Linked DNA regions of Homo sapiens: regions 2, 3 and 4 are each linked to region 1. A link is a loop called in an ENCODE intact Hi-C map of the cell type or tissue named here. Cell type or tissue: Caco-2. All regions are shown on one strand. Region 1 has its middle 400 kb from the start of IPMK. Region 2 has its middle 200 kb from the start of IPMK. Region 3 holds the start of LOC124902547 (a long non-coding RNA gene). Region 4 overlaps LOC105378314 (a long non-coding RNA gene).

Region 1 (2,500 bases):
CATGTAGCTCTTTTAAAGGATAAAGTATTTATTTGATAATTGCAGCAAGCCCAAATAGATGGAGGTGTTATATTGTGCTACTAACCTTACAAAAAAAAAAAGAAGTTAAAAATGGATGATAATAATCTGAACAGAAGGAAAATAAAAAGAAATCTGGGAAGAAATAGAAGCACTAGGGATACACCAATTTGATGCCCCTTTCTTAAGTTACCAACATGTTGTCAACTAAACATGGGACACTTATACTTGTACATGGGTTTGGTAATGAGAGTAAGAAAGTGGTCAATAAAAAGAGAGAGACTTTTTCTTAGGATAAGTCTAGCATGTGTGCATGCATTCTGGTACCTGGAAAAAAAAAGAGAATAGGAAGAGAACAACTGAAGATGCCAGAAAAAAAGAGAAAACTCTTTTTCCAGAAAAATTTTGGAGAAAGAAGGAGGGGATCGGGTTGAAATCACAAGTGAAAAGGTCAGCACTATAAAAAGAAGAAGGTTGCCTTTTTCTCAAAGTCTGGAGGAAAGAAATAGGGAAAAGTAAAAGTGCAGGAATAATAAGAGGCAGTAGAGATGGATTTCAGCAGGTAGCAAGGGGTGGAGGGATGGAATTCTCATTCGATGACCTCAATCTGCTCAGGAAAATCAGAGACAAGGTCATGCACTGAGGATGAAAAGATTTGAGGTTGATTGGAAGGGACAGGACTGGAGCAGCCACTCAGGTAATGCATTAGAGAGTGAACGTGAAATAAATAAGAGAATCAGTAAGCCAAGGAGAGAAAAGCAGTGTTGTTACTTGGTCTGACACTGTAGTCTGAGACTGAAATGCATAAAGAGGAATTGTTGGGACCCAGGATTGGGGGATTCTCAAGGTAGTCACAGAGGAGGGAAAGCAAGCCTGAGATTTGAGAATATTGAGAAAGAAGCACCCCTGAAATGTCTCGCCAGAGCATTTAAACAGGGTGGAAGCAGCAGCCTGGCTGTCGCTGCTACATGTTCCCATAGCATCCTGTAATTCCACCATCACAAGGGGATTTAATTGTGTATTTGGTAAGCTTCCCTCAACTCAGCTGTAAGCAACCCCAGTGCAGGGTTGTGACTCCCTTATTCATTCCCCAATGTGCAGCAAACACAGCACCTGCCCCATATGTAGAAAAGAGCCAATAAATAGTCATTTACATGGACTTTGACCAACTGTGTTGTAACCTTCTGGCATTTATACTATTCTAGATCCCATTGCATTTTCTCTCCTGCGTTTTCTCCCTGCTGGAGGCTCTGATCTTCATGACTCATATATGTCCTGATGCTGACCTGCCTACCTGGCTTTGTCTAGTATACTTGTCCCCACCTTTCAGGCAGATTATCTATTCCAGAATCATTCTTCTCCCTTGGGTACTAGTTTCCAGCTATCCCTTTCCCAGCTTATTGCTTAAATTCACTCTATGTGCTGACTCTTTTTATGCCTAACACCTGACTCTGGTGCACTAATATCAATAGAGCAAGACAGGAAAACCTCATGCTGAAACACAGACAGCATCAGGAGACAGAACTAATCAGGTCAGAGTTAGAACCAGGGGAGAGAAGTTCTAACACCTGGCATCAGTAAAGAGAATGTAAATGCAGGTGAGAAATATGTGAAAGGCTGAGAACCAGAAAGTCAAGAAGGGAACAAAAAAAGTAGTGTTGAGGGTGCCAAAACAGTGATAAGTTATAAGGATTAAGCTTGAATTTGTGGGTTAAAAGAGATAAGGCTGGTGACTCATATAGCACAAATACCTCAACTCTGACACCTATGGCCTTTTAGGGACAAAGAAAGAAACTGACACTTAAAAAGAAATCATATGTATTTGATTATATTTGTGCCCATAAGCACGGTACATTGTAATTATTACCAGGGGATCTATGGGTTCAGAGCAGTTATATCATTTGGGATCAGGGATATCAGTCCATGAATTCAGCAGACATTTGTTGTACACCCACTGTGTGCAACTTAGGAATACTCAGAGCAATAACAAAGGCATGGTCACTGTTTTCAACAGGTTTACAATCTTGGGAAGAAGAGAGACATGAGAATATACTTTGAGCAGTGGTATCTTCAAATGGTAAGATAGAAGATGGGAGAAACTCTCCTCCCCTGGAGGCGTCAAGTGGGGCTTCTAGAGCAGGTGACAATGGAGTGAATCCTAAAAGATGATAGGGGTTCACTGGGAAGGAAAATTCTTAAGTCATAGGAAAAAGTACATCTCAGAATATGCCACTGTGAAACAGCACATTTCATCTGGCAAACTGTGGGTATCTCAGCATGGTTGGCACATTGAGCAGTATCAGAGAATGATAAGAAATAAAACTAAAGAAAGTAAGCAGGTGCCAGATGACTAGGGCCCTTGCCATGGGACATTGCAATCGTACGCTGTAGGTGAGAAGAAAAGTCTCCATGAAAAAATAAGGAAAAGCACCAGGAAATTTGCAGACATGGGAATAGAGAATTCATGGGAAACATGACGCTT
Region 2 (2,500 bases), 200 kb after region 1:
CCACAAGAATAGCATGGGAAAGACTGGCCCCCATGACCCAGTTACCTCCCACTGGGTCCCTCCCACAACACGTGGGTATTCTAGGAGATACGATTCAAGTTGAGGTTTGGTGGGGACAGAGCCAAACCGTATCAGGCAGTTTATGGATCATCCCATCCAAAGGAGCCAGGTATCTGAACAATAAAAAAAGGGTGTGCCAAGTCTTCCGAGGTCAGATCCAAATGGCTAAGACAATCCTATCCATGTTTAAACAAAGAGTATTTGTGGGTCTGTTTCATGGATTGTGGAGTAGAGGAGAGCTAAGTCTGTTATGGTTTATTTGTCGGGGGAGATTGTTCTGCAAATGAGGCTAAGACCATTCCTTTCTCTCACTGATTCTCAAGAGGAAGCTTATGCCAGAAAAAAGAAAATCTTATTTATATGGACTGTGAGATTATCTCTGGCTACTAAAAGTTGGGACACTAAACTACTGAGAATTAATGGGCGAACTTTTGTTCCACAGACTAGAAATTTAAAAGGTACCATGGTGCAACAGAACAAGCATGGATTTGGACTTAACACCTATGTGGTCCTGAAATCCTCTTACCAATAAATGTGTAACCTGAGCACCTCTCTGTAAAACAGCAGTAAGGAGGTGCTGTAAGAGCTAAATGAGATATTTCCTGTGAAGTATTTTGAAAAACAGAAAGAACTACACCAATGAAATTTGTGTTTGTTCATTTGGAATCAAATATAGTAAGTATATTTTATCAATTACTTGCCTTTATGGTAGGAAGCAGGGTGAATTTAATTCAAGGGAATCAAACAGAATAATTTAGACTTAACCATTTTTTTCTCTCTCTCTGTCTGTCCTTCCCTACCTCCCTTCTCTCTCCCTTTTCTCTCTGTCTCCTCTTTCTCTCCCTCACACACACACACTCACACACTCACAAATACACACTCACACACATGCAGTTTAACCCCCACAGCCACTGAGAGGGAAAGAGCTGACTCTTCCACCCAGTGTCCACCCACACACCTGAAACCTTCCGACAACCTGCCTCTAGTATCTGAATTCTTGGTTAATGAGCTCTTGGCTTCAGCCTCAAAAGAAAGAATCAGACATTTTGTAAATATGATGACTTTGAATAAAACTTTTAGGACCTCGAACTCTTTTCCTGAATGCCAAAGCCACTACCTAGTCACCCCTCAGCTGTGCCCACAGGTTCCTATAGAGAGTCTGAGCCCCAGCCATTCCTGACCCCCAACCTCCTGGGTGATTCTACATTTTCAAATAGAAATTTCAGTGTTTCCCTTAGAATTCGGAATCTTTCCAATTTATCTTTCTAAGCTATAGTTTGCCCCCTAAGATATATATATTTAAATTTTTTAAAGAAAATTTGGTCATCTCAGTCTGTTTTAGTCCAGGCTTCATACAGAAGAGTTTCAGCCTGAAATCACTGAAAAATCTGTGTCCCATAAAAATGACAAGCCACTCAAGACCTTGCATGGTCCCAGAGTGCCATCTAGTGACTAAAAGTTGAAATGACGGCCTCCAAATCTTTACTGACACTTTTTCCTGCAAAAAGCCATGCAGAGAAAGCATGCTTGTTCTTGCTCTCATCAGAGTATCAGATTAGGTGGTCACAGCACCCACGTGCATGGTGAACTATGTGGGATGGCTGTGGGAGTTAAACTGTGTGTGTGTGTGTGTGTGTGTGCGCGCGCGTGTTTAGGACACAAGGATGAAATAGTTTAACTGCTTATTAAAAGAATCCCTCTGGATATGGTGTGTAAAACAGTCCTAACAGCATACAAGATGGAGTCCGGGAGAGCAATAAAGATACCAGAACAATTCAAGCAAGTGCTAATGATAGGTTACACTAGGGTGGCAGTGGTGAGATCCTAGATATATTTTGAAAAGTAGCTGGCAGGATTTGCTGAGGGGCTTAATGTAGAGTTAAACAAAAAGAGGAGTCGAGGATAACTTCCAGGTTTTTAACCTGAACAATTAAGAGAAACGTATTGTCATTTATCAAGCTGGGACAGATTGGGTGAATCTCAGTCTACACAGTAATCCTAAACATCTGTATAAATAAAATCCTGTTTCCAGGGACTTGGACTGCGCCATTAACTCAAGGCACCTTTCACTAAAATGAGGGCTGATTGTTGCAAGGAAGATGGCTGAGGCTGTGCAGATGGATCCAAAGAAACCCATCAGTACCGTCAAATGTGACCAAGACCTTAGAAGATTTTTCCTCAGCAACCATAGCACACTGCTCAGAAAAACATACAGGAGCCCTTTTACAAAGGCAAGCCCAACAAAATCAGCCAAGACTGGAGCCCGATAGGTTAGCCTCAGTTCCCAGACTGCAAGGAATTGAAAGAAAACAAACATGTAAATCCCAACAATCTAACTCCCCACAGCCACTGAACTACAGCCAGTATCCATGAAGCTGGTTAGCGGGCTCGTGGTTAATGGCTTAGTTTTTCAGATACTTATCCAGGACACTCTTCACAA
Region 3 (2,500 bases), 60 kb after region 1:
AAAAAAACTGAAGGATTTTTAACTCTGTATCATATAAATGTCTGGGTTGTTTGATTTACTATAATAACTTTTATAATTTAAAAAAGTTTTTTTTTGTTTGTTTTTGTTTTTGTTTTTGTTTTGAGGTGGAGTCTTGCTCTGTCCCCCAGGCTGGAGTGCAGTGGCGCGATCTTGGCTCACTGCAAGCTCCACCTGCCAGGTTCACGCCATTCTCCTGCCTCAGCCTCCTGAGTAGCTGGGACTACAGGCACCCGCCACCACGCCCGGCTAATTTTTTGTATATTTAGTAGAGATGGGTTTTCACCGTGTTAGCCAGGATGGTCTGGATCTCCTGACCTTGTGATCTGCCCGCTTCGGCCTCCCAAAGTGCTGGGATTACAGGCGTGAGCCACCACGCCCGGCCAAAAAAAAGGTTTTTAAAAACCTGCACATTTAAAACCATTGAAGAAAGACACACATCAAAATGGGAAAGTCTTTGGGTGGTAGAATGGCAGGGAATTCCTAAAATCTTCCCTCTATTTTTTCTTTAGTATTGCTTTTCAAAGTGAAAAGTTATCCAAGTGATGACTTAAATATGCAGTTTGATACTATGTTTTGGTATATATACAATATATGCTCATTCCTCCTTTCTTGTGTCTGATTTTTTTCTCTAAGCCTCAGAAAATGCTCCCAGTCATAATGTTTTGAGTAACCCATTCACCTTTCTGTTTCTGTTGGCATAGATCTCAATTCTTGCCTCTGATATCCTGATTGAAGATACATCTCACCCCGTTCCTCTATACAATTACAGCCTCCATTGCTTGCTGTTTCTATTTCTTCATGTAAATTTCTTTAATTTTGCCTTTAAAGCAAATTTTTTTTGAAAGAGTAAGAAAAATCTTCACATCCTTGGTCTGACAATCTTGCTTTGTTGTTTGCACAACAAACAGGTTCCCAGAGTGGTGGAACCTGTCACTCAGCAGTAGAGATTTCAGCAGTAAAGGTTTCATCTCTGTTTATGAAGCAGAAGGAGTTTATTGCCTTTCACATCCTCTGCAGTCATGGGATTATCACTTACAGTGTTCGCCTGTTTGAAAAATGAGATTGTTGCTCTTGAGAACCACAGGTATGTGTTTGTCTCAACACGGAGAGATTCATAAAATAAAAAGAGGATATAAACCTTATGCTGAGACATTGACTTGGTTTTATTACTAGCTTCAGAGAAAACATTTCTTATTTAAATACTAAGTGAGATGTAAAAGAAAATATATGAGGATATATAAGTGAAAGTTTGTAAATATTTCTAAAGAACATATATGCAAATCATTTTTCTAAAACTTTTCCAATTTAGATTTACTTAAATATTTTCCTATTTTATGTTAGTACCTCTCTATATTTTTATGTCATCCGTAGATCTCAAAGGATAAAGGAGAGACTTTTTAATCAGTCTTACTTCACAGAAAATAAAATAGCTGCTGTTATTCAATTAATGTGACATTGAATGTACTGACAGAGTTTCTTTGGCTTAAATAATTTAAAATCAGGTATTTGGGAATGATCAGATTCATGTTTCTAAGAGAACGTATCCCCACTGCTACATATTGAATAGTGTATCTTCACCAAATTCATATGTTGACATCCTAATCCTCAATGTGATGGTATTAGGAGCTGGGGCCTTTGGAGGGTAAATTAAACAATTGGGGTACAATCCTCAAGTATGAGATTAGCACCCATATAAGAAGAGTAATAAGATAGCTTGCACCTCTCTCTCTGCTCTCAGCCATGTGAGGACAAAATGAGAAGAAGATGGCCATCTGTGAATGAGAAAGAGGGTCCTCACCAAGAACCCAACCATGAGGCACCATGATCTCAAGCTTCCAGCCTACAGAACTGTGAGAAATAAATTTTTGTTGTTTAAGCCACTCAGTCTATGGATTTTACTGCATCAGCCCCAAGTGACTAAAACACCCACTTGTTTTCCTTAAAATGTTACAGATGCACATAGTGGTAAAACTATTTCTCTGCTCTTAGTAAAAAACTGACTTTTTCCCCAAAGTGTCCTCATATAAAGTTACATTATTTGAAAGTTTTCAAAGCAATAGAGACCTGTCAGAAAAGGAAAAAATAGCAAAGAAAAGAAAAAGGTAGGCCTGGTGCGGGGGCTCACGCCTGTAATCCCAGCACTTTGGGAGGCCGAGGTGGGAAGATCATGAGGTCAGGAGATCGAGACCATCCTGGCTAACACAGTGAAACCCCGTCTCTACTAAATATACAAAAAATTAGCCGGTCATGGTGGCAGGCACCTGTAGTCCCAGCTACTCAGGAGGCTGAGGCAGGAGAATGGAGTGAACCTGGGAGGCGGACATGCAGTGAGCCAAGATCACGCCACTGCACTCCAGCCTGAGCGACAGAGCGAGACTCCATCTCAAAAAAAAAAAAAAAAGAGAAAGGTAACATCTGCTGTTGCAGAAGAAAGCGCTGTTATACATCAGTACTGGGAATTTATCTTTTTGGATTGGAA
Region 4 (2,500 bases), 79 kb before region 1:
CCATCATTCTAAGCAAACTATCACAAAGACAGAAAATGAAACACCGCGCGTTCTCACTCATAGGTGGGAGTTAAACAATGAGAACACATGGACACAGGGCAAGGAACATCACACACTAGGGCCTGGCCTGTCCCCAGATGGGGGCCTGGGGGAGGGATAGCATTAGGAGAAATACCTAATGTAAATGATGAGTTGATGGGTGCAGCAAACCAACATGGCACATATGTGTCTATGTAACAAACTTGCACGTTGTACACATGTACCCTAGAACTTAAAGTATAATTTTTTAAAATGGTCATAATATATGTATTTGAATCATGAGAGTATAAAGGGTCGTTCATTATCACTTAACCTCAATGTTACTTAATGACATAGATAGCATTTATCTCTCCACCATCTCACTGAATGGAATACCATTCAGAGAGATAAGAGCAAAAGGATATCCTGTCCTCATTGTCTGGAATATTGTATCCAGAACAGTCTGAAATACACTTTTCAAAAATGAGTCATCCTTTAATGAGTAAATTAATTAGAGGAAAAGTCATGGAACAACCAGAATTTTTTTTATTCCAAATACCTTACACAAATGCCTGCAATACAGTCAGTTTTCATTCATTATTTGTAGAAAGGTTGAGTTACAGAGCCAAATAAGCAAGTGCCAAAGAATCTCAAGTGCATGGATGTGGGTCAGTCAAAAGTTTACGTAAGAGCTGTCCATGAAAGTACACTTGTCAAATAAGCAAGAATCAAAGTTAAGAGTCAGGAATACGATCGTAGCAATGTCTTATACTATGCACTACTTTATTTATCCCTGCAATTGCTCCATCAACTCATACTCTCATTCCCATTTCAAAGATGAGAAAACTGAGCCGTTGAAGGGTTATGAATTTGCCCAGCCTCACACAGGTTGTCAGAATTGCAATCCCTATGATAATACTGTGTTGGGGCTCAGAAACCAATACCCCCAAAAAAGGCATTTTTGTTCCTGGAGAGAGCAGATGTCCAGTTCTTGTCTAACTTGTGTCAGATGTTTGAACAAAAGCCACTCTGTCTTGAATAGGGGCTGGGTAATATGGGGCTAGGACCTGCTGGGCAACATTCCCAAGAGGTCAGGCATTCTTAGTCACAGGATGAAATAGGAGGTTGCGGGACTGGTATCACAAAATACAGGTCATAAAGACCCTCCTGGTAAAACAGGAAGGGCAAAGAAGCCAGCAAAAACCCACCAAAGCCAACATGGCTACTAAAGTGACCTCTAGTCATGCTCACTGCTCATTATATGTTACTTATAATGCATCAGCATGCTAAAGACACTCCCATCAGCCCATGACAGTTTACAAATGCCACAGCAATGTTGGGAAGTTACCCTATATAGTCTAAAAGTGGGAGGAAACCTCAGTTCCAGGAATTGCCCACCCCTTTCCTGGAAAACTCATAAATAATCCCCCCCTTGTTTACCATATGATCAATAAATAACCATAAAAATAGCCAACCAGCAGCCCGGAGGGTTTAGGGAGTAGCCATTCTTTTGTTCCTTTGCTTCTCTAATAAATTTGCTTTTACTTCATTCTATTGACTTGCCCCAAATTCATTCTCGTGCAAGATCCAATATCCCTCTCTTGGGGTCTGGATTGGGGCCCCTTTCTGGTAACACTTGAAAGAAAAAAATTCAACTAAGACACAGGACAAAGATAGCAGATAATTTTATTGAATAGAAATATCATTTAAAGAGCTTCTTGTAGAAAAAAAGAGATGTGCCCCAAGGCAGGAGCAGAATGATCCTGTAGGAAAACAGCACCAAGTGACCTGTGCAGGGAGTTTAATCACGTCAAACTTTCTTCAAATTCCTTCTTCTGTCTCAAGTCTCCACCCTTTCCTTTGTCTAATTTTTCCTGCTTCAGCCTTAAATCCCTGCCTTTGCCTCACCTAGGCTTGTGGGACCCTAATTTACTGTTGGTTAATGTGCATGTGCAGGGCTGGTGATCAACAGAATTCCTGCCTGATGGTGGCCCTGCTCATTATCCCCACCCCATGAAAGTTATGTAGCAATCAAATCTATACCTAGCGTGCTTGGGTATCTCTTTGAAATTGTCTTATCTGTTCTAATCTATATTTATGGTGTCAGGGTTTTCTTAGGAATGTCCCTTTCGCCCTTTTTATAAGCATGTAGCTAGAGATATTCTGACATTTTAACAGTAGAATGAACGATTACTGGGGCATCTTACGAGGGGTTCTGGGGGATTTCTTTCTTCCTATGTACCTCCTTTCCTTCTTACCCACATTTGACTAAGTGCTCACTCACTCCAGCAAACCTTTCATAAGCAAATTTTGGGTGGTCCCTCGGGAATGAGCCTTCCCAGACTTTTCCTTTCTCAGGGGCTCCCCTTGCCTACTCGTGTCTTGCTATTTTAGCAATTTCTTCACTTTGATTGAAAGAGAAATGAAATACCTACCTTCTCCAGGTCTCTCTGACCTCCTCCCACCCCCATGGTCTCTCCAA

Evidence for each region. Peaks named below come from ENCODE experiments on the same cell type or tissue, not always from the same donor. Only the 100,000 strongest peaks of a DNase experiment are listed, where the experiment ranks them.
Region 2: a loop joins it to region 1, with 6 times the contacts of the local background. A loop is called at or near these places in 8 of 110 quality-filtered maps.
Region 3: a loop joins it to region 1, with 6 times the contacts of the local background. A loop is called at or near these places in 2 of 110 quality-filtered maps.
Region 4: a loop joins it to region 1, with 6 times the contacts of the local background. A loop is called at or near these places in 2 of 110 quality-filtered maps.

The regions. Positions count from the first base shown.
Region 1 is chr10:57,863,773-57,866,272 of GRCh38, forward strand. No RefSeq gene overlaps it. Among named protein-coding and RNA genes, the nearest start is that of IPMK, 400 kb to the right of the region's middle. In Caco-2, no CTCF peak of the experiment used is centred here; a DNase peak (open chromatin) is centred at 1,219.
Region 2 is chr10:58,063,928-58,066,427 of GRCh38, forward strand. No RefSeq gene overlaps it. Among named protein-coding and RNA genes, the nearest start is that of IPMK, 200 kb to the right of the region's middle. In Caco-2, a CTCF peak has its summit at 1,511 (motif pointing left); a DNase peak (open chromatin) is centred at 1,517.
Region 3 is chr10:57,924,242-57,926,741 of GRCh38, forward strand. It overlaps LOC124902547 (a long non-coding RNA gene), which reads left to right and starts at 1,023. Exons shown (of 2, transcript XR_007062373.1): 1 at 1,023-1,105; 2 at 1,760-1,901. In Caco-2, no CTCF peak of the experiment used is centred here; a DNase peak (open chromatin) is centred at 980.
Region 4 is chr10:57,784,689-57,787,188 of GRCh38, forward strand. The region is part of intron 1 of LOC105378314 (a long non-coding RNA gene); the gene reads right to left. Among named protein-coding and RNA genes, the nearest start is that of MIR3924, 480 kb to the left of the region's middle. RefSeq lists an enhancer at 2,347-2,500. In Caco-2, no CTCF peak of the experiment used is centred here; a DNase peak (open chromatin) is centred at 1,103.